Regions from separate parts of the Homo sapiens genome. Here all the other regions are linked to region 1. A link is a loop called in an ENCODE intact Hi-C map of the cell type or tissue named here. Cell type or tissue: CD4-positive, alpha-beta T cell. All regions are shown on one strand.

Region 1 (8,000 bases):
CCTGGCTGCCCAGTCTGGAAAGTGAGGAGCATCTCCGCCCGGCCGCCATCCCATCTAGGAAGTGAGGAGCGCCTCTTCCCAGCCGCCATCACATTTAGGAAGTGAGGAGCGTCTCTGCCCGGCCGCCCATCGTCTGAAATGTGGGGAGCGCCTCTGCCCCGCCGCCCCATCTGGGATGTGAGGAGCGCCTCTGCCCGGCCGAGACCCCGTCTGGGAGGTGAGGAGCGTCTCTGCCCGGCCGCCCCGTCTGAGAAGTGAGGAGACCCTCTGCCTGGCAACCGCCCCGTCTGAGAAGTGAGGAGCCCCTCCGCCCGGCAGCTGCCCCGTCTGAGAAGTGAGGAGCCTCTCCGCCCGGCAGCCACCCCATCTGGGAAGTAAGGAGCGTCTCCGCCCGGCAGCCACCCCGGCCGGGAGGGAGGTGGGGGGGTCAGCCCCCCGCCCGGCCAGCCGCCCCGTCCGGGAGGTGAGGGGCGCCTCCGCCCGGCCACCACCCCGTCTGGGAGGTGTGCCCAACAGCTCATTGAGAACGGGCCAGGATGACAATGGCGGCTTTGTGGAATAGAAAGGCGGGAAAGGTGGGGAAAAGATTGAGAAATCGGATGGTTGCCGTGTCTGTGTAGAAAGAAGTAGACATGGGAGACTTTTCATTTTGTTCTGCACTAAGAAAAATTCCTCTGCCTTGGGAATCCTGTTGATCTGTGACCTTACCCCCAACCCTGTGCTCCCTGAAACATGTGCTGTGTCCACTCAGGGTTAAATGGATTAAGGGCGGTGCAAGATGTGCTTTGTTAAACAGATGCTTGAAGGCAGCATGCTCGTTAAGAGTCATCACCAATCCCTAATCTCAAGTAATCAGGGACACAAACACTGCGGAAGGCCGCAGGGTCCTCTGCCTAGGAAAACCAGAGACCTTTGTTCACTTGTTTATCTGCTGACCTTCCCTCCACTATTGTCCCATGACCCTGCCAAATCCCCCTCTGTGAGAAACACCCAAGAATTATCAATAAAAAAATAAATTAAAAAAAAAAAAAAAAAAAAAAGAAAATCAGCTGGAGACCTCAACCTGCATTTTTAAGAGTCTGAGGGTCTTATTGGATTCATGCCTAGAACAGTTAGAGCCTAAAGGTATAAGGCTGTTGTCCATTGGCCACTGAGATGAGTCCTCAAGAAGAGGTAGCTACATTACAAATGGCCCACATTCACAGTTTATGAAAAGAAAGAATGCACAAGTATTTCCTGTACTTTTAATGTGATTCTCATGAAAGAGAATGCCAACCTAAAGCCATCTAAAGGGACTTGCCTATGAGGGCCATGTCAAGAACAATGGAACCCTAAAAGGAGTCTACCAAGAGCCAACAGTGAGGCCAAGCCCTGCCGACAGGAGAGGAAATCGTCTGTATCAGGGAAATCCAGGTGGGAGATGGGTAGCAGAGAGTGGGGGATGCTGAAAAACTCGAAGATTCCCAGGAAGAAGAACGAGCAGTCAGTGTAAACCTAGGCTCAAAGAAACAAGGATCACTGCATTACGAACCCCGAACTCTCTTATCTCCCTCCACTTCCCCCTTCAATCCCAGAAAGGTCAGAATCTGGGAACAGAGCCATGAATAGAGAAAAGTCCAGCCACACCCTGTTCTACTTGCTGGATTCCTACCTGAAACAGGCCTGGGTTAGAGCAGGGGAGAAGCTCTCATCTCCATTAGTAACAGAATTTTGATCAGTACCTAAGACTGAACATTAATTACTGAAATGAGACTGTTTTAGGCCTAGAATTAGCTAGGTCACTCTACTGTTTGAAAGAGACCAAAAAGCTTTAATTTCTTACATCATCCAAAAAGCCTGAGAAAGACTGTTCTCACATAGCCAATCTCAGGGGCCAAGCTAGGAAAGATTAAAGCTGTTTTCTGATTGTACCCTTCGAGTCTGGCTCATTTGCACAAAGGAGGCACTTGAGATTAGCCCTTTTCACGAAATACAGTGGGATGATGATAATATTACTATTACTTCCTCCCATTAAATAATTTCCAAATTAGATTATTTTTACCTATGTTCTTGGTGGGGGGGCAGGGTGTGGGGAGGGAACTTCTCTAAAACTATCACAACCGTAAGTGGCCCCTGACACAAGACATGCTTGTATTAACTAAATCTGTGGACACTGTGTGTCCAACCCTTTAAATTTTCGGCTGCTGATAGAAGAGAAAAAGCAAAGAAAAGATGTGAATGATTCCCATTAGGTGGCATCCCTTCTGAATGATTCAAACACCGGCAAAGGCGGCCCAGACAATTCATCACACTGGCAGCACCTGCTCCAGAGGCCCAGAGGTCTCTATCTGTAGAATAAAAACACAGGTGATGTTTCTCTTATACCCACCACCGGGTTTCCAGCTCACTCTCATCTCCCTCTTGGAACTGACTCTCCACTCCTTTTCTTCAGATTAACATTTAACTGCCATGATTAATATGCTTGTGCCAGCATTTACTCCCATCCTGACTAGTGCTATGACAGGGCATATGCAGCGCCCCAGGTAAGCTTTTTCAGAGTCAATCATCTAAGAGGCTCTAAATTATTTGGCAATTAAGCCATCACTGTGTTCCCATAGAACTCTGGCATTACAGGTTTGCTACTTGCAGAAAATCAGAAAAAAAAAAAAATACACACACACACACACACACACACACACACACAATTAAATGCATTCCACCCAAGCAGCACAATGACCAAACAAACTACAATGGACATTCACAGACAGACATATGCAAGCTGCTTACAGGATCCATAGGTGGCCCCGCCCTCCCTCATTCCGGCAGCGGCTGTGCTTGCTTACCTAGCCGTCTGGGCACCAGGTGAACCGGTTTAGCTCTGTTCTGCTCCTTCCACTTCTCCAGGTTGGCCAGCTCCTGCTCCGCAACTAAGCCAGGCGAGAAATATCAAATCGTCAATTATTAGACTTCTAAAAGAAAACCAGTCCCTTCAAAGCATAAGAAACAACTATTAGAAGGCAATTAACTATATGTGAGCATGAGTGAACAAGGCTTCCAGGTTAGAAACACAATATTCAGCCCTGACCCGTACAGGTCATCCTGGGCCCGGCCCTGTGGCACATTCTCACCAAGAGTCAGCACAGAGGGTTCGAATTTGAAAAACCACCTGGGCTCCTACTAAAAGAAGTATAGATTTTCCTACCATTCTGGCATTTTTAAAACTCTATATCAAGTTAATTTTTAAAGTTACCTATAGAAAATGTGTGCAAAACTAGAATATTTTCACGTCAATAAGAACTTTCCACACATAGGTAAACATATCCCCAGAGAATTCTGATGCCCATACTCGCTTTATCTTCAATGCTCCCAAGCTTACTGCGACTCTAGGGAATGAGGGCTCGGTGCTACAGGTGGAGACCCTTGCTCTGGTTTCAGGCACTCCAGACCACTGTGCAGAGTCGGCTTCCTGGGGAGCAGGGCTCATTTCCTAAATGTTCACTCTGCACGACAGCAGGGGGCGCCAGAGAGAAATTAGTTCTGTCACTCCAGCGCCTCCCCTTATCTCCTCATGAGACCTGTTTCAAATGTCCATTACTAGAAAAACAAATTCTGAAACATTTCGAAATCCAGACCACATTGAGACTTAATCTCCTATTAAGTATTTAAATCAAAAGCTTGTAAGATACCAGAACTGCTGGCAGTTCCCATAGTCCCTGCATGGCTGTGATTGTCATATTCTGCACTGACCCGCTGTCCCACCCGGAGCTACATGTCCGGTGGAGACTCTTTAGAGAGCTTTTTCCCTTTTGTGCCTTTCTGTCCATCATTAGTCATGAAGTTAAATTTCCTACCAATCATGTAATAAAGGAGACCATCGAATTTCAGCATAGCCCCACAGCTGGACTTGAGCAAGCCTACAATTTCTTTGTGAACTAAATGAACTTTAGTTCTCTTCCACCTCTAAAGGATAATGCTATAACTTTAAATGGCAGCATTTATATTTACTGTACATCAATTAAACATGTTATGTACGCATTAAGTACAGAGAGCACAAAAACGAGTAAGATGTGGTCCCTACCCTCAAGGAGGTTTATTGGCAATAAGTGTAAAGTTGTTCAAGCCAACAGAAATCCAGGATCTACCATCATGTCATGAGTTCTGTTACTAACGTAGAGAAACAAACTTAGAAGTGTTAATAGTAGAATATTTTTAAAGGTATAATCAAAACTAAAAAAAACAAAAAACCTTGATGAGATTTGGTGAGTCTATATAAATGAGAAAATAAAAATACTTCACACCAAAACAAACCAATTGTAAAAAGAGAGAAGCATTCTGAATGTTAAATGAATGACTATACATACTTCTTTGTATCTCATTTCTCCGGTTTATATTTGGTGCTATCAAGGTGTATGCACTTGTGCTAAAAGGAAGAGAAAAAAAAATGCTTATTACCATGAGAAACTACCAATGCATATAAGCCACCAGATATTTTTCCTTCTATTATACTGTATTTATGATCATTACCATCAAATAGGCACTATGAAAGATAATCTTCTTAAGACCCTGATCTGTTCTCTGGGACCTCACAATCTTGATGTCAAAGTAAAACAAAGGACATGGCCAAATATGAAAATATAAAGCATTCGATGAGTGACAAGTGACTAGTTGGTGTACTGTCCTTGTAGGGCTCCACCGTTCCTCTAGGTGGTGCTTGTGAGTAAATTCCTTTAAGATGGCTTTAGATTGGCATTCTCTTCTGTGTGACCACACCGGGGTACAGGAAACATTGGTACATTTTCTGTTCCCACAGACTGATCCTAGAGGCCATTTGCAATGCAGCCACCTCCTCTTGATGATCTGAGTAACTAACTGGCTTTTAGGCTTTGACTTTTCTAGGCCTATGTCCACTGGTCTCTTCTTCTCCTAGGGACACAGGTTGAGCATAATCAGGGGCTCGGAGAAGCAAGGAGTCATTTCAACCAGGCGGATCAGGGAAGACTTTTTAAGAAAAATATTCACCTCTGTGACACTAGGAAGCTGTTAAAATATTGTGAGCTTTTGAGGGCAGAGAGTGTGCTTGATTGATGTGTATTCCAAGCCCCTGGCACAGTGTCTGGCACAAAGACATTGGCTGCTTGATAAATGTGGGCTGAATTAAAACAAAATGATGCTACAGACCCAGCCTGTGAGTCTGTGTGGGGGTGGCTCTTTTTTGAGATGATGCACGTGATCCCACAAGAACATGAATACTCCATTAAGCAATAATATAGCACAGCAACAGACTGCAGCATACATGTAGGTACAGTTTTAAGAGAAATGCTGTGGATAAACACAACCAGCTTCTAACTGTAGGATTTAAGAGGGAGGGAAAAAACCCCACCCAGATACTCTTGGAAGTCTCTCTCTTCTACCTGAATACACAATTTCAAAGGGCAAATTAGCAAAGATTGAACTGTAGAGGCCAAAAGCACTGATCAACAGAAGCCATTTCCTTCCTTATCTCATTATTTTTCTAGCAGCTAGCCTTCAGCCAGCTTCAAACTGGGCTTTAATTTTAGACTTGTAAATGTGAGGTGTGCAACAGCCTTTGCATGCAAATGGGGCTGCTGGATGCCCAATTACTTAATGTATATCAGCAGACGTTGCATGTGTAGCCTAGCATGCATACAACGTTATGAATACAAAATTAGGAGACTGCCACTGGCAATTAATCCCTTGTCCATTGCACATTCTTTGTACACCCTAAGAAACATTTTTCACTTCTGAATTGCCAGTACTTTTTAGGAGCTTGGAAGCTACAATCCCGTGGGTAGTCCCTGGAAACTTGAATATGATGCAATGGTGAGCCATGCTACAGAGACTGAAAGCTGAAACATCAGATACGAGACGTAAATGCCAATCATGAAATTGCTACACAATCTTCAATGTCTGCTAACATTGTGGTATAGAGCTTCTCTCTATACCACAAATTTGACTATACTCCAGATCAGTAGTTCTCAGCCTTTATCGTGCATCATAATCACCAGGAGGGCTTGTCCGCGAGCTTGAGAGTTTCTAATTCAGTAGCCTGCGACTGGGTCAAATAACTTACATTTTTAACAAGTTCCAAGATGATGCTGTTCTTGATCTAGGTACCACACTTGGAAAACCACTACTATAGAGCAATCAAGCTATCTTAGAACATTTGGGATAAAAGAAAACTTAGGTATTCATAAATCACTGGTAAAGACACAGAGGTTGAATCTCAGGCCAAAGATCACCAGGTCAATTGAGCAACACTGATGAGACTCCAGTCTAAGACTTTTGACTTAGATCAGTTTTCTGTCTGCAGCTAACTTTTCAACTCAATGTGCAAAGCATAAAATATGACCATCCTTTAACTTTAGTCCCTTGATAGACTTCCAAACAATGCAACCTACTTAACTGGGCACTTATTATGGATTTATTGTATTAGGGGCTTGTAGAGAGTGAGGGGAGATTCCAGAACAGGGATACTAATCACTTTAACAGAACTTACACTTTAGTTAGGAACAAGTCAAGAAACCACAAAAGCACCCCACGAGAATATCCAACCACTCAACATGAGTTCTGGATGGGGAAAAAAACAAAAATAAATAAATAAAAAATAAATTAAAAAAGAATACCCAAACAAGTCTTAAAGTGGGAATGATGTAAGTACTCAGAGATCCAAAACAGTGGAGATTCATAGAGACCTCAGAAGAGTAAAAAACTGAATAGCACGAAATAAGAATAGTAAGTTGAGGCTTAAAGAATAGGATCTGAAATAGCAAAAGTGTTTCTTTGCCAGGACTTTGCCAAAAGCAGCTTCACAGAGAATTTTCCAAGTCCATGAGTCTCTCTTACGGAAATTTTGCAAAAGGTTTGGAGAGAAAAATCAACTCATTTGTAAAAGATTGTATTCTACAATATCTAATCTGGTTAAGTTTTTAAGTCCGACATCATACTAGAATCTTCCATCTTAAGAATAGGACTTCAGTCAATCTATGGCCAATGTGTGTAGCTTACAGGTACCTAATAGAGAAACATAAAATAAAGGGAAAGAATTAGCTCTGAATTTAGAGGGTTTTTACTGAAAGCATTTTAGCATAAACCCAGGCAGTGGTCCCAGTAATAAACGTTTTATGTAAATTTTATGTGAATTGCTCAGCAACCTTCTCAGCAATATTTTATTGACTGAAAATGCCAAATCTGAAACATGTTATAATAGTCCCAAGAAAGCATTGCCAAGTAAATGGTAAGGAACTTAGCTTCTATTTCTATTTCTTAATATAAGAAGAAGAGCTTAAGTCAAAGGATATGCTTTTTATTTTTTAATATCATGTGTCAGAGTGTAATGCCTTAGTAGATACAAATATTCATCCCTTCTTTCTTAGCTTTCTCTTGACATGAAGAGCAAGTATAATTTATTAATGTTTTCAGCCAATTAGTTTGTACCCACAGCAAAGGCCTTTGCTGTTTTAACCTATGTGCTATCTCTTCCAACAGCCTGACTCTCAAAGTTGCTAATCTAGACAAGCCCAACAACCAACATTTCGCATTCTTGTCATTTCCTGATTAAGCAACATTCAAGCCACTGAAATAAATATATATATTTGAAAATGAGTCTCCTTAATTACCTCATTGAAATTTAATGAAAGATCTCAATTTGTAAGATTATTTTCACTTTCCAACAGCGCACATCCGTGAGATATACTGAGGGAGAATATATGAAAGAACAGACAAGATAAAATGTTTTTCTGCACCATAAGAAACATAAAATAAAAAGATATTCAAGAAATGTTTGGCCAAGCGCGGTGGCTCATGCCTGTAATCTCAGCACTTTGGGGGGCTGAGGCGGGTGGATCACTTGAGGTCAGGAGTTCAAGACCAGCCTGGCCAACATGGTAAAACCCTGTCTCTACTAAAAATACAAAAATTAGCCGGGTGTGATAGCACACGCCTGTAATCCCAGCTACTCGGGATGCTGAGGCAGGAGAATCGCTTGATCCCAGGGGGCAGAG
Region 2 (8,000 bases), 160 kb after region 1:
TTTCTTGTGGATTATTGCCTGAATAAATTTCAGCAGGAACGGCAGATCATTAAGCTGTGAGCGTCACAGATCAAAACCGTTGGATTAAAAAAAAATCAATCAATTAACTTAAATCCATCCAAAGGAATTCCCATTTTACAAACCAAGTCACACCACACATTTTTACATCTTCTTTTGAGCTTTTCCTTTGCTGGTCATGGTTAGCTTGATTCTGGCCAAAATCTTTTCATTCTTTTTCAGAGATTAAAGCATACCTAACCTGGGTGGTTAAATTGGCTCATTCTGAGAGCATGCAGCTTTCCTCAGCTGCATTTTCTACAAGTCTCCATCTACAGTGTTCCAATTGATAAAACACAGACCTGTCCACTAAGTTAAACATTTGAGTCAAGGCTCAGTGGCAAATATATATTCAAACTGCAGCTCTAATAGAGGCTGTTCTGGTAAGAGAAGCCAACTTCATCGGGATGATTGACAGAAGATTCCTCGCCATAGCAACCAGGGTTATCTCTCTGGAATAACAACATTAACCTCCTTCATAACCAGTTTTTCATCCCTGAATATAAAAGGCAGCTGCATGCATCTTGTATGATCCTTTTTTTTTATTTTTGAATGAACAGTTAGCACTTCTATATAAATGGGACAAGATGCAGCAAAATCAAATTAATTTTGAATTCCTCTTGAAAAAAAGCATGGCAATGGATCTTGTAGGCAGAACAGTTAGAGCAGGAAGGGTTCCTGTCTCTTCTGAGCATAGGGCAGTAGCAGTGAGATTTCTAGTCATCTACTGCCTCTGAAATAGCCTCCTGCATTGATTTGCTTTCTGCTGCTGTGGAGGGTGGGAAGGGGCAAATAATTTGTTTCTTGTTTTGTTCCTGTCTTATTCTTTGTCCTCACAACTCCCAACGCATGCACACACACACACACACACACACACACACACACACATCCACACACATCTTAGAGGCTCTCAGGTGCAAGGCAATGAATGGTCTATGGGAAAATGGTGGGAAAATGCATATTCTTTCTGAAAAAAAATGTATATTCCATCGCTTTTTTTGAAAGAAATTGCTAAATGGACCCCAAACCATCTCCTCTGACTTATATCTAATGTTTTGTGAAAGCCGTGGACATTGGTGCCTTGAAATGTCACTGAAGCCTCTCACCAGCCCCTCACAGAGGTGCTGTGCCATGCTCTGGACCTGACTTCTCATGCCAGTCTCTGCAAGTAGCAAGCATGGCACTCAAGCCACAGGGAATAAAAACTGTGACAAGGAAAGACAGACTGTCCACCTGGTTGGACCACTGCCAAGTCATGTCCTTCCCTGTGTCATTCCATCTAGGATATTTTTCCCATTGGCACCAACTTCATTGCAATTGCCACCTTGAAAAGTGGAGCCCTCTTGGTTGAGGCTTCTGTGTCACTCAAGGTCACAATCTTGTTGCTCAAGGCCCTGGTTGTAACCTCAAAGAACGTCAGTCCTCTGCTGAGGAAAGAGGCTGAGCAGGGAAAAGGTGCCACCTGGGCCCAAGCAAGGGGAACCTGGGAACATGGCATTTACAAAGTGCAGGACAGCGTGGGGCCTCAGAGGGGAAAGTGGTCATTCAGCAGAAACACTCGGGTGAATCTCTGGCCTGATCTCTATGTAAGCAGACAAACTAGCCAAAAGGCATGACTGGTGGATTTCAAAAGATGTTCTGTGAAGAAATGTTATTTCTGAGTTGGAAGTAGGAGGAACTCTTTGAGATCCCCACTGTATTACACAAATGTTGACAGCCTCCTCAGATTCCTTCAAAGCCACCTTACTTCCAAAGCTGCTGCCTGCCCCTCACACCCCTCACCCCACCAACAGCATCACTGTCTTTGCCAAGCCCTGGAACTGCCTGGAATCCAGTTGGGGCCCTGAGTCTGTGTGACCCTGTTACCAGAAAGGGGTCTCAATTCAGACCCCAAGAGAGGGTTCTTGGATCTTGCACAAGAAAGAATTTGGGGTGAGTTCATGGAGTAAAGTGAAAGCAAGTTTATTAGAGAAGTAAAGAAACAAAAGAATGGCTACTCCATAGGCAGAGCAGTGGCATGGGCTGCTTGACTGAGTACACTTATGTTTATTTCTTGATGATATGCTGAACAAGGGGTGGGTTATTCACGAATTTTCCAGGAAAGGGGTGGGCAATTCCTGGAACTGAGGGTTCCTCCACTTTTTAGACCATATAGGGTAACTTCCCAGTGTTGCCATGGCACTTGTAAACTGTCATGGCGCTGATGGGAGTGTCTTTTAGCACACAAATATCACAATTAATATATAATGAGCAGTGAGGATGACCAGAGGTCACTTCCATCACTATCTTGGGTTTGGTGGGTTTTGGCTGGCTTCTTTACTGCGTCCTGTTTTACCAGCAGGGGCTTTTTGACTTGTATCCTTTCATACTAGTCCTGCCAACCTCCTATCTCATCCTGTGACTAAGAATGCCTGATCTCCTGGGAATGCAGCCCAGCAGGTCTCATCCTCATTTTACCCAACTCCTATTCAAGATGGAGTCACTCTGGTTTGAATACTTCTGATAACCCCATCCCCACTGCTGAGCATCCTCATTCCTGGTCACTTTTCCACTCCAGGATTTGGATAAAATACCACAGCCATGGGCATGGGACCTGGCCTCCTGAGCAGCTCCTGAGGAGCCAGATGATACCCAGAAATGCAAGGTGTTACCTCCATGGTGTGTGAACCTGAACCAAGGTAACTGGAGGTGGAGAGTATGTCCTCCCTCCACCCTGAGGTGTGATTCAACCTGGCTAATCTTCTGCAGAAGTCCCATGAGCTGAGCGGACACACTCAGGGCAGTTTGTGTCTCTAGCCACTCACCAAGAAGCAGCATCTAGAGCAGCACCATTGCATCACCTTGATCCTCATCTTTCCTGCCTTTCCTCCTCTTTCTTTCCTCACCTCTCCAAGGTTACACCTCTCCAATAAAGCAGCCGCACTGTAATCCTTGCCTCAGCCTCTGTGTGGAGGACGGGGCTAGGAAAACTAGCTACATGAGTCATACTCAGAGCTCCTCCCTGTGGCAAGCATTTTAGGTAAAGGAGTAGGTGGTGAAAATCATGGCCTTTCTCTACGAATCAGTCCAAAGACTCTCCCCTTCATTTGCTAAATGACCCCTGATGTTACAGCCACCTCTGGAAGCTGCAAGTTTCCCAAAAGCTGAGGTTGAGGAAGGGTCGGTTGGTTAATTGTTTTTAAGAAGCAGTGTAATGGACCTTATTACTTAATTGACAAAGGGCTTGACTGGTGGAAAATGAAGCCTCCTTGCCTCCAAGATGTTGCAATTAGTTTTCTTTAAAACAGAAAAGAAATGTTCCTGAATAATCAAAAGAACAATAGCAATAGTAGCAACACCCCAAGTTACAAATTGCCTGGGCTATTGGCCTCCTTTAAACACACACATAGGGGGCATTGCTTTTTCCTGTCCAGAGGAAAGAAAGCTGATGCTCTTCCCCTCTCACTCAATGCCCTCCTCACAAAGTCTTGCTGACCCTGCCTCGTGTAAATATTTCATTATTTACGGGTGTGTTGGTTTATTCACGCACCTGCCCAGCCATCCTGTGATCTCTCTGTTTGTGTGGAGCCTGTGTGTGACTAGTTGGTTGCAGCTGGTGCTAATGAGGCCAAAGCCTGGGTTCAATCCCCAAGGGGGCCAGTTAACTTCACCTGCTCCGTGGCTAGAGGCTGCACTCAACAGCTCTGAATGGAGCTTGTGTTGTGTGTACTGGGCGACAGGCACAGGGGTAGAGGGAAGGGAGGAGATGGTTCAGCATGTGGTCCCCATGTCTGCTGGAGAAACAGCCACAGCCCTTGGCACCTTCCACCCCTGCAAAGGTCAGCACTGTGTTTCTTGTTTTTTTTCCCCCTAAGATTACTTCTTTTATCCTAAGGTTAGAGGACGTGGGCATGTATGTTTTAAAATTTCCCCTTTTTATTTAATTGGCAAGTATTATGTCTTATGAGTTAAAGAGTAAGGCACATTTTTTTGGCCTCAATTCCTTTGGGCATCCATTATTCATTTACTAGAACACACAGCCTACTGGAGAGGTGCATCTGTGGACATCAGAAAAAAAAAAACTAGGAGGAGTTACAGATTGTGGCATAAGGTTTGGTGAAAATATTCAAGAAAAAAATTATTCACTCAACAAATACTTATTGACTGCCTATTATGTCTCAGGCACTACACTAAAGATACAATAGTGAACAAAATAGATTTTAAAATTTCTGCTCTATGGAGCTTAAATTCCAGAGGGAGAAGGTGGTGCAATAGATAGTAAATAAGAAAAAGGTAGTAAAAAATATGTATTTTACATAACCATAATTTTGAAGAAGAATAGAGCAGGAAATGGACAGAAGTCACTAGGAAGGGTACTCCAACTATAATAGGATGGTTAAGGTAGACCTCAGTGAAAAATGATGTTAGGGCAAGGACCTGAAGTAAGGGAGAGTGAGCTGCGTAGCTAGCAGAGGGAAGAGCAAAGGTGAGAAGGGCAAGGAGGGAGCATGCATAGTGCCTGGTATGTTTGAGGAACAGCCGGGCGGGGGTGCAGTGTGGCTGAGGCAGAGGGAGTGAGGGAGAGGCGATGTTCCTGAACTGAACTGGGGTGTGCTCACCTGCTGCAATAAGATCAAACATCCACACAGAGGTTTGCAGAGGGAGAAAGGAGGGCATTTATTTGCAGGGCACCAGGCAATGTTGATTGGGCAGCTCATGCTTAAGACCTGAACCCTTGCAAAGGTTTGCAAGCGAGGGTTTTTAAAGGCAAGGGAAATTTTCAGGAAAACAAGTTAATACAGGCAAATTTAAATCAAGGCATGGAGGTTATACATTGGTTTGGCCTAAGAAGGTGGGACACCTTGAAGCGGGGCCTTTACACGTCATAGGTGGGTTCACAGATTTTCTGATTTGCAATTGGTTAAGGAAAAGAAGCTTTGTTTAAAAATGTGGGGTTAGCAGAAAAGAACGTTAGCTCTGGCTCACAGGTGTGACTTCTTCCAGGCCCATCAGGAAGAAAGAACGAAGAGCAGTGGTCGGAGTTCAGTCCCCGGTTCCCCCTTATCCAAGGTCTGTGTGCCAGCAGATACATTTGGTGGGGGTCCAGGTTTTGAAAACAACTCAGGGACATACGTTAAGAATTAATCTTTAGTTTCTATAGGGAACCAAACATCCCATGACTCTAATTTCCTTGGCTATTGTTTTAGGCTACTATTACCTTCTTGCTGATCAAATTGCTCATTTACTTCTCAGGGCCAGCTAAGTGCCTGCAATCTGAAGGAACTTAAGATTTTTCATTTCCATGCTTGTGGTAGTGAGGGGGGCACAGGCCCCTAAGAGGGGTCCCTGCTCCATCTCAGGATGGGAGATGCAGCCAAGAAAAAAGGGAGGAAGGAGAATCAGGTGGCGTCTACAGGCCCTTGCAAAAGCTTTGGCTTCTTTCTCAAAAAGTTAGAAAAGGCTTCCTCAAAGATGTTGCTTCTGAGTCGGGTCCCAGGAGCTGATTAGTGTTAACTCATTCATCTGCACTCCGGCTGAAGCAGGTGTTGCCAGACTGACCGTGTAATTTGGTAGTTAACATGTGTGTACCAGGCTGTGTTTTCAGACTTGAAGACAGAGTGGAGTTAGCATCTGCTCCTACCCCTCCCTCACCCACCCCATCCCCACGCACTCATACACACTACCGGCCTGGGAGTCATATGAAGCTTATATGGTCCCACCATGGGGGCCCACACAAGGACCGGGATTAGTTTGCCCACCAGCCAGGCAGGTGGGGGCTCAGAACAGATAAAGATTTGTATTATTTCTTGAGCCACAGTTATAGATGTCAGCTCATGCTTGCTAAAGAAACAAATGAAAATTAACTGGCAAGGCAACCCCAGGGCAACTGAATGAGGGAGAAAGCAAACACTCCCCGGGTTCCAAGCAGGAAGGAGCCACATGGGGGCTACTTTGGGGGCATGGAGGAAAAGGTAATTATAGAACACTTTGAGGAGCAGATAAGATTTGAGTGGGTCTTGAAGCACAGGTGAGTGTGAATCTTCAAATGGGAGGGAGAGCATGACAAGTCATTGTTCCTTTGTGAGGGGCGGTAGGAATTTTTGGAAATGTTCAGGAGTCAGGAAGAGGACCATCTAGGCTAGAATGGAGTGGCTGTGTAGGAAAAGGGCTGGCAGAGAGTGAGGCAGATTGTGGAAGTCCCGGAATGCCAGCTGGAAAAGTTTGGACTTTTGCTGAGGGTGATTCTCTGCTTTGGATGGCAGGACTGTAGCAGACAGAACCATGTCTGTTCCCATATGCATATAAGTATGTGTGTGGTAGCCTCGCCAGATATAAAATGCAAGGGAAACTCTGTTAAGTTTGGATTTCAGATCAACAACAAATAAGTTTTCAGTATAAGAATGTCCTATGGGGCCAGGCACGGTGGTTCACGCCTGTAATCCCAGCACTTTGGGAGGCCAAGGCGGGTGGATCACCTGAGGTCAGGAGTTTGAGACCAGCCTGGTCAACGTGGTGAAACCCCGTCTCTACTAAAAAGACAAAAATTAGCCAGGCGTAATGGCGGGTGCCTGTAATCCCAGCTACTTGGGAGGCTGAGGCAGGAGAATTGCTTGAACCTAGGAGGTGGAGGTTGCAGTGAGCTTAGATTGCGCCACTGCACTCCAGCCTGGGTGACAAGAGCGAAACTCCGACTCAAAAAAAAGAAAAAAGAATGTCCTATGAAGCCAGGCACAGTGGCTCATGCCTGTAATCCCAGCACTTTGGGAGGCTGAGGCGGGTGGATCGCTTGAGGTTGGGAGTTCGAGACCAGCCTGGCCAACATGGTAAAACCCCAACTCTACTAAAAAATACAAAGAATTAGCTGGGCATGGTAGCGGGAGCCTATAGTCCCAGCTGGTAGGGAGGCTGAGGCAGGAGAATCGCTTGAACCCAGAAGGTGGAGGTTGCAGTGAGCCAAGATCGCGCCATCGCACTCCAGCCTGGGCAACAAGAGTGAAACTCAGTCTCAAAAAAAAAAAAAAAAAAAAAGAATGTCCTATGAAATATTTGGCACATAAATACAGGATGCCCAGGTAAATTTAAATTTCACATAAACTATGTACAGTTTATTTTATTTATTTTATTTTATTTTTTTGAGACAAGGTCTCTCTCTGTCACCCAGGCTGGAGTGCAGTGGCACGATCTCGGCTCACTGCAACCTCCACCTCCTGGGTTCAAGCGATTCTCTTGCCTCAGCCTCCTGAGCAGCTGGGACTACAGGTGCATGCCACCACACCCAGCTAATTTTTGCATTTTTAGTAGAGATGGGGTTTCACCATGTTGGCCAGGCTGGTCTTGAACTCTTGACTTCAAGTGATCCGCCCACCTCAGCCTCCCAAAGTGCTGGGATTACAGGCATGAGCCACCGCACCCAGCCAAACAATGTGCAATTTTTAAGTATAATTACATCTTGCAATATTTGGGATGTAGTTATGCTAAAAAAAATTCATCACTCATTTGAAATTCAAATTTAACTGGACATGCTGTATTTTTATTTGCTAAGTCTGGCCATCAGTATGTGATGCTGAATAAATGCTACTTACCAGTGCTGTGAACTCCAGGGCAGAGCTCCCTCCTGTTACACTAACTAGCCTGGAGAGTTCCGCCACCAGAGAGCCAATTTCTCGGCCGCCTTTGGGTGCTGACTCAGCTCTCTGATGACCCAAGTTTATGAGTTACCTGTGAGAATATCTGGGCCCCCAGTTTTCTCAAGAGTCAGCCCCAGATCCCCAATTCTGCCTCTCAAAATCGAGGAATAGGAGCCCTGGCTTTTTCCAGCAGCAGCTGGAATCAATAAGCAGCCCTGATGTGTGGGGTGGGCTGGAACACAGCCTGCTACCTTGAGCCCTGCAGTATTGATCGCACAGGCAGCTGTCTGTAAACCAAGCAGGCATGCTGAAATGGGGTAGTGTTGTCAGCCTTCA
Region 3 (8,000 bases), 120 kb after region 1:
CCACCGGTTCCCCTCCCATGACATGAGGGGATTATGGGAGCTATAATTCAAGATAAGATTTGGGTGGAGACAGAGCCAAACCATATCACTATATGTTACTCAAAAGCTCAGTAGTAGAAAAAAAAAAAGATGAAACCAAAACTGCTCCATTTGCCAGAAGGTCCAAGAACACCACTCCACATACCCCCACTGCCAGCCAGATGCATTCTAGGGAGGTGTTTGAAATCTCTGGTCTAGGTACCATCATATTTAAAGTTATACTGGAGGTATATCATCATAGCTACATTTAGTTTTTATACTAAGCTTAAAAACTAGGCTTCTCTCATGTTGTTTAATCTTTACAGCAACAAACATGTATTAATATTAAAATGTATTAAGGTCCAAGAGACTTAATATAATAATAACTAAAAGGAAATAAACACTGCCAGCAAAGCAGAATAGGTCTCATTTCCAGAGCTCACCATTAGGAGTCTGATCATTATTATCTTAAAGGCAGAGTGTTTTGAATGCCATACTTGTGCATATGAACTTTCCTTCCTTGTGTTTACTTTAGTTCAGTGGTTGGTGGACCTCAGTATGCATAATGCGTTGTGGAGTTTTATGTACAAAACTATGTGGAACTGATTTTCAGAGCATTGTAATTAATTATCAAGGAAATTTTGACGGAGTAATTTTCAGATTTTGTATTATGTGCTCAACTAAAACTTAATATCTAGAATAAAATGGACCTTGCCATATATCTTCTAAAAAAATACAATGGTTCAGCAGAACATTCACCTATATATATATATATACACACATATATGTGCGTATGCGTATATGTGTGTATATATATGTGTGTGTGTGTATATATATATGAAATTTGGATTTTACTGAACTTATCTCATTATTTAGAGGGCCACATGGTGATGAAATTTATGAAATAGGTTTTTAAAGCTCCCCCTTTTTTACTTTAAAATTATTTGCATAGTAATCCTTTATAATATTAGTATTTACTAATATGGAGTATTTGTTATTTTAAGGAGTTTACCTTTTTACAGTCATTTTTGGAGGGTGATGTAAAATGCATTAAGCACTTGTACGATATATAATCCTAATTTCTTTTTTTTGTTTTTTTTTGAGACGGAGTCTTGCTCTGTCACCCAGGCTGGAGTGCAGTGGCGCTATCTTGGCTCACTGCAAGCTCCGCCTCCTGGGTTCATGCCATTTTCCTGCCTCAGCCTCCCGAGTAGCTGGGACCACAGGCGCCCGCCACCACGCCTGGCTAATTTTTTGTAGTTTTAGTAGAGACAGGGTTTCACCATGTTAGCCAGGATGGTCTCGATCTCCTGACCTTGTGATCTGCCCGCCTCAGCCTCCCAAAGTGCTGGGATTACAGGCGTGAGCTACTGCCCCCGGCCTACAATCCTAATTTCTATTTTAAGATACAAATCATAGTTTCAGCCCTAAAGTTATTTAGAATCTACCTAACACAACATGCCAAATACATACAGAACAGCTAGAAAACATAAGTAATAAAGGCAAGATGTGCCACAGAGCACCTGTGTAGCAAAAAAAGGAGTTGATAAATGTAGATTAGCCACAGAAATCGAAATCATTGAGCTGTAATTTTTCAGTGTAATTTTTTTTGTTTCTTAATAGGCAGTTAAACAGTATAGTGTTCATACCTCTGGTATGATGTTTAACAGTTATTTTCTCAAAATTCAGTAGTCTTTTAACCAGACAATGTTTAATTGTTTATCTGGGAGGTACCTACAAGCCAAAAAGTAAGTTTAGAATGCTGCTTCAAAGACATAGGTAAACAGCCAAGAGGAATACTCTTAAGTCCTTATAGGAAAATATTTAATTCATTTTACTCATGGAAGACTATTTTATGTGCCTACTCAGCAATTAATAGTGCATTTTAATGTGCTTGGTGATCTATCACTTACCCACAGATCAGAGGTAGCAAGTAACTAGCAAGGAACTGCCAAAGACTAGAACAATAGCAGAATCAAGGATTGACAGCTGATAGCATAGGGGAGGCACTGTTCAAAATAGAACTTAAATGAATAACATTCTAGGTCCATTTAGTAGGAGGACAAGCAAACATCTGCAGACCTTGAGAGTTTAATTGGTAATAATGACAATGCTGTGAGCCATCCAAGAAATGTTAAGTTAGGTTATTTACACTTTATTTTCAAAATGCAGGAGATATCTAATACAGTCTCATAAGCATCCTTTACTTTCATGTGTGCTAGGTTATGTTAATCTTTTTACTTATATTATCTAATTTTTCTTTAAAATAAACCTGGGGGTAGGTTTTATTACGTGTATGCTACGTATGAGAAAATTGCAACTGAGTTTAAGCAAGACATACTTTCACAGCTAATAAGTAGTGGAATCAAGAATTTGAACCTGTTTCTGACTAACTGTAAAAGCACATGCTTTTAGCTATTATGTTGTGGTTCATCCATGCAAATTAAATTATTTTGAGCTTTACAATAATTACACTGTGCTTTAAGTCAACTATTATTATCCCCATTTGAGACTCAGAAAAGTTAAGTAGCTTAAACAAGATAGTATAGCTATTAAGTAGCAGTAGTAGGATTTTGTTGTTGTTAGTGTTAATTTTTTTCCCTTGCCTAGAAAATGTACTAATAAGCAACATTTCCAATACTGGATACATTGGGTTTTACCCAAATAATTTTAGGATTATTTAATTATCTACTTTAATTTTTGTTTACAGCATAGGCTTTAACAGCCAAGCTTTTCCCATGGGTTTTTTTCACAAAGCTAAATAACTATGAGACATAAAGAGTTTTGAGATCCTCTGTAAAGGTAAAAGATAACTATAATGAAGCACTTGCTACATTCCAGGTACTGTTCTAACATTTCGTAGGCATTAACTCATTTAATCCTTACAGTTGCTCTAGCCCTGTTTTACAGTGAGGAAACTGAAGCACCAAGAGGATAAAAATTTGATCAAGCTTACACAATCTTAAGTGGCAATACTGGCATTAAAATCCAGCAGTGTGCCAGGCGTGGAGGCTTACACCTGTAATCCTAGCATTTTGGGAGGCCAAGGTGGGTGGATCACGAGGTCAGGAGTTCGAGACCAGCCTGGACAACATGATGAAACCCTGTCTCTACTAAAATACAAAAATTAGCCGGGTGTGGTGGCGCGCGTCTGTAATCCCAGCTGCTTGGGAGGCTGAGGCAGGAGAATCACTTGAACCTGGGAGGTGGAGGTTGCAGTGAGCTGAGATCATGCCACTGCACTCCAACCTGGGCAACAGAGCAAGACTCCTCCTTCTTGGGGGGTGGGGGGGGAAAGTCCAGCAGTATGCCTCTGGAATCCAAATACTTGTCTGCTACACCGTATATACCGCCTTCCCCCCAAATAACTTAGAAGCATAAGTTTTCAAACTTACAGTATTGTCTGCAGAAGCTGACTCCCCTAACCTATATGTTGTTTTGTTTTTTAAATTGATTGAGAATAAGGATTGGCATTACAAAGGACTGAAGAAAAACACATGTAACATTGAATCAATGATTTATTTTGATGGTTAGTGGAATTAAGTGGAAAGCTGTAGTTTCATATTTGTCCACAAGATGGTGAAATTCTCATTAGGTATAATTTTTTGAAACCCATATAAACCCTTAATTTATAATCTGCATTTGATGCTATTTATTATAAGCACTGTAATTTCTTTTTACAGCCCATCTGCTGGCAAGGCTAAGATTAGAACAGCTCATAGGAGAGTCATGATTTTGAATCACCCAGATAAAGGTAGGTAGAATTCCTATTTTTCATAATATGTATATCAAAATATGCTGTGAATTCCTTTCAGATTAAAGTCATATATGATATATAGTTGAGATGGAAGTTTGTGCGCCACATGTATTGTGATTTTTTTCTCATAAATGAGCATTTAGGTTGGAGTTCAGTGATTCACACAAGTAGTGGATTTATATTATCTGCTTTCAAGAACTTAGTTGCTGGTTTTTATATATGACTTCCTGAACCATCTGATGCGCCTACCATTTTTATCAAGAAAAATCGAAAACACGAGTTATGGACTCTTTGGTTGTATAAACTGATTTGGGCATCACGAATTGTATTTATGTAACCTTCAATGTAAAAGCACAAGAGTTAGAGGATTTCCTCCAAATCTGTGAATGTAATATGTCATAGATGATTCTGAATTTCTGAATTTTATTCTGGAAGGCTCTGAGGCTGAGCCATTTGTTTTTAACTGGCCAGGTTTTTAATGTAAATTTATCTTACAGAAAGACAATTATTATAACTTTAACTACACTACAGCTGCTTGAGAGGGAAAGCCCATATGTTCATTGCTGTTTCTGCTTTAAAATAACAGATGGTAGAAAGTTACACTGTATTTCAGAAGTCAAAGGGGGGTGGGGGAGGAAAGTGAAGGGTTTCTTGGATTCTTATTTACAGACTTTCAGTTTCCTAATTATTTCAAAAAAATTAAAAACAAATTTTGGATTCCTCTCCATCCTAACCAGTACCAAAATAAGGCATTCTTTTTCAGCTTTCTCACTTAATTACTTACTATAAAAGTTTTTTTCGCTAAGCATCATCTCTGTTGGTTTTTGCACTTATTATTCTTTAGTGTGAATAAACATGAGAATAAACTTTCAAAAGAGGTTTTGCTAAAGATTTCTAAACAGTTTCAACAGTTACTGAAAGATTCACTCAGCTAATTTACTTTGCATTGTGGGCTATCTTATGAGCAAGTAGTGTTTAAAGAATTACGATTTATTTTGAGATGGTATATTTATTTGAGGTGGGATTGTTGACTATAGTGGGCTTACTAACATCCTTTAGTCTCACCCTGTGTGGGGTAGCTGGGTGTGAAAGAATGGACTTCGGAGCAAGGGATCAGCATTTTTCTTTGGCTTCTACCTTCCAGTCAGCATTGTGGCCTTGAAAACTCCCTTAACTCCAAATATGAGTTTTATTATTTGCAAAATGACAGGATTTATTTCTAAAGTCCTTTTTGTTTGCATGATTTAATAACCTTTTATGCCTATTCAATTAATGTAGAGGCTGTACCCTATGTTTCTGTTCAGATCAGATTTTTAACTTAAGAAAGATGCTTTTAATGTTTTTGGATTATTGTTCCCTCTGAGAATATATTGACAACTGTGGACTTTTTTTCCATATAACTGCTCATTCACCCAAAATTTATAAACATTTGGAGTTTCAGAAAGTTCATGCACTTCCTAAAACCCATCCATATACTCACAGTTAAGAACTCCTGCTCTAGTAAAAGTGTAGTGATAGGAATGTTGGAACTTCTCTCTTTGATGGAGTTGAGAGATGATAGCTCATAAATCTAAAGATTATCCTTTGAGAAGGAAGATTGTTTTGTTTTCAATGGGAAGCTAACAGATTTTAAACAAAAATGCCTCATTGCCTTTGGTAAGCGAAATCCAAGAGTATTTGGGGAAGTATGAGAATGGGCAGCTTTTAATTTTGTTTCTTCTTCTTGGAATCCTTCAACATATTTACTTTAGCCAGGTCACCACTGGGTATTATAGGTAGTTGGAAATACTTAAATCTCATTTCCAGTGCTTCCGAATTCATGAATATGTTTCCCCACCCACCCCCAAGGAACTTTTCTGTTGGTTTTGCTACCAGCTGATAGAACAAGTTTGGAATTTCAAATGTGTGACCAACTATAATTTGTTACACATTTCATTATCAGCTGTGCAAAGAAAGTGACACCAGAAAATTAGGTGTGGGAAATGGCTGAAAATAAATTTTTGTAATTAGTTTTAAATAAGCATTCAGACGTATTTTGGTAAAAAGGAAATTTTTCTTTTTCAATGTAGTGAGATAAAAAAATAATGCAGTAAAAACATTTCGTGTCCTTGATCTAATGCTTTCAAGGCTAATATCTTTTAGATTACTGCTTTTCTTAAATTGATGAAGAAAGAGGTTGGTGGTTATGAAATGAGTAGTTTTACAGTAATGCATAGTGAATATAGAAGGGGAGAGGACAGATTGCTTAGAGATGTCTTACAGGCTGTCTAATGCAGTCTTAATCAATGTGTATTTTGCCTATTCTTACCAGTCCAGTTTGTGCAAGTTAAAAACAGAAACCAAAAGTAAACATTTAGAAAGCTTATAATATCGCCACGATACCCAAATGTGTGATACTTTTGTGCTATGTAAAAGTATTGGTCCACTAAAGATTGGAAATGTTTAAAATATTTAAAAAGTACACCTTTGCCGTAGCTTGAGAGGCACTGATCTAATCAATGCTGCCTCCTAAATCTGGGCTTTCTGCTCTGTCCCGGGGAAAATGTCCTATTAGCTCTCCTTCAAGACTTTTAGTGATTAAGAGCTTCCTGTTTCACAAGGCAGCTTGCTTTACTGGTGGACAGCTCTAACTACTAGAAAGTTCTTTCTTGCATTTAGATGAAATCTGCCTGCCTGCAGTGGGGAGATTCTCAACCTTTTCCCACTTACACACCTTTCAGTAAACACGCAGTATTCTCACACTTCCTTATTAGAGTGTTTAAGTCAAAATTAAATATTGGGATCAAAAACAAGTCAAAGTAATTATACTGTTGAATGGATTTTCTCTAATTATTCTCATTGTAAAGTAAGCTAATTTTTATCTGAAGTCCTGATAATAATATATTGTAATTTCTTACAGTATATTACATTTAAAAATGTGTTCTAAATATTTAGAAAGAGATAATCTCCAAGAGTCAGCATGGATTCACTAAGAAAAGGTGATGCCTAATTAACTTGGTTTTTTTTTTTTTTTGATAGATTTACTGGACTGTTTGTTTTGGAGGGTTCATCTTTCTTTTCCCTTCATTTCAGCATTTTAGATTTAAGGCTTTGTGTTAACTAATTTTTTTGGTAAAGAGAAAATTTTGTTTTATGCATTGATTTTCCTTGATAAATGCTGAGATCCTTAAAAGTGAAGAACGTGGCTTACTCTTCTTTATAACTTATATGGCTGACACATCATAAACTCTAAATTCGTAAGTTTTTTTGGTGAGTAAATGAATAAACAAATGGATAAAAACAAGGCAAACACTTGGTAGGTAAAACAGAATTGGTAGTGATAACTAATACATTAAATAATTTCTTAGATTAGATTGATAGGAAACAACCTGACACTAATCTTCCATTTATTCAAAAATTATTTATTTAGCACCTACTATGTGCCAGGCATTGTGCTAAATCTTAAGACAACTTCAACAAGACAATTAGATCTCTGTCCCCGTGGGATCATGCATTCTAATGGAGGAGCAGACAAAAAATAAGTAAACCTATTTCAAGTTGTAGCAAGGCGATAAAGGGTATAATGAGCCAAGATATAAAACACAGGAGAGAGGCAACTTTACATAGGATGACTGGGAAAACCTCTGTGAGGAGATGTACAGGATGAGAAGGAGCTAGCTGTGTGAAAAGTGGTAAACAAAGTAAAGGGGCTAATGTGCAAAGCCTCTGAGGGAGTGTGCTTAAGGACCTGAAGGAAAACTAGTGTGATAGGAATGTAATAGGCAAATGGAAAGATAGCATGAGATAAAGTGGTACCCAGATTTTTAAAACTAGGTATGTATTATGATAATGAAATACTGTAGGTTCTATATAAGATTTTAACTTTGTTCCAAATGCAAAGGGAAGTTACTGTTAACTTTTAAACAGTAGAGTGATATAATTCAGTACACCTTTTAAGAAGTCATTTTTCTTTCATCGTCAATCTCTATTTTTGATTTTTAAGTATACTTTAATTGAAGTGTAATTTATGGGCAGAAAAGTGCACAAATCATAACTATATTCCTTTTTCACTTTGCCAGCCTTTGCACTGATGGTGTAAAAATATTGGTGGGTAAAACTGGTGGTGTCTTAACATTAGTCAAGGCAGTGACACCAGTCTATCCATATATATGCATATGGGAAAAATGAATCATGTGATGCCATATGCAAAATTAATTCTTAATGGATTATAACCTGTTAAAAGAAA

What was found. A loop is a pair of places that touch in the nucleus more often than their neighbours do. Peaks named below come from ENCODE experiments on the same cell type or tissue, not always from the same donor. Only the 100,000 strongest peaks of a DNase experiment are listed, where the experiment ranks them.
Region 2: a loop joins it to region 1, with 7 times the contacts of the local background. A loop is called at or near these places in 35 of 110 quality-filtered maps.
Region 3: a loop joins it to region 1, with 13 times the contacts of the local background. A loop is called at or near these places in 22 of 110 quality-filtered maps.

Annotation. Positions count from the first base shown.
Region 1 is chr13:42,966,272-42,974,271 of GRCh38, forward strand. EPSTI1 (epithelial stromal interaction 1) reads right to left here. Exons shown (of 11, transcript NM_033255.5): 2 at 4,341-4,399; 3 at 2,823-2,906. Among named protein-coding and RNA genes, the nearest start is that of EPSTI1, 22 kb to the right of the region's middle. In CD4-positive, alpha-beta T cell, CTCF peaks have their summits at 3,511 (motif pointing right), 3,711, 4,688 and 4,887; DNase peaks (open chromatin) are centred at 3,500 and 4,690; H3K27ac peaks cover 312 bases.
Region 2 is chr13:43,129,434-43,137,433 of GRCh38, forward strand. The region is part of intron 1 of LINC00400 (long intergenic non-protein coding RNA 400); the gene reads left to right. Among named protein-coding and RNA genes, the nearest start is that of LINC00400, 20 kb to the left of the region's middle. In CD4-positive, alpha-beta T cell, a CTCF peak has its summit at 3,112; no DNase peak of the experiment used is centred here.
Region 3 is chr13:43,082,067-43,090,066 of GRCh38, forward strand. It overlaps DNAJC15 (DnaJ heat shock protein family (Hsp40) member C15), which reads left to right. Exons shown (of 6, transcript NM_013238.3): 5 at 3,702-3,772. Among named protein-coding and RNA genes, the nearest start is that of LINC00400, 27 kb to the right of the region's middle. In CD4-positive, alpha-beta T cell, CTCF peaks have their summits at 3,593 (motif pointing right) and 3,797; a DNase peak (open chromatin) is centred at 3,595; H3K4me3 peaks cover 670 bases.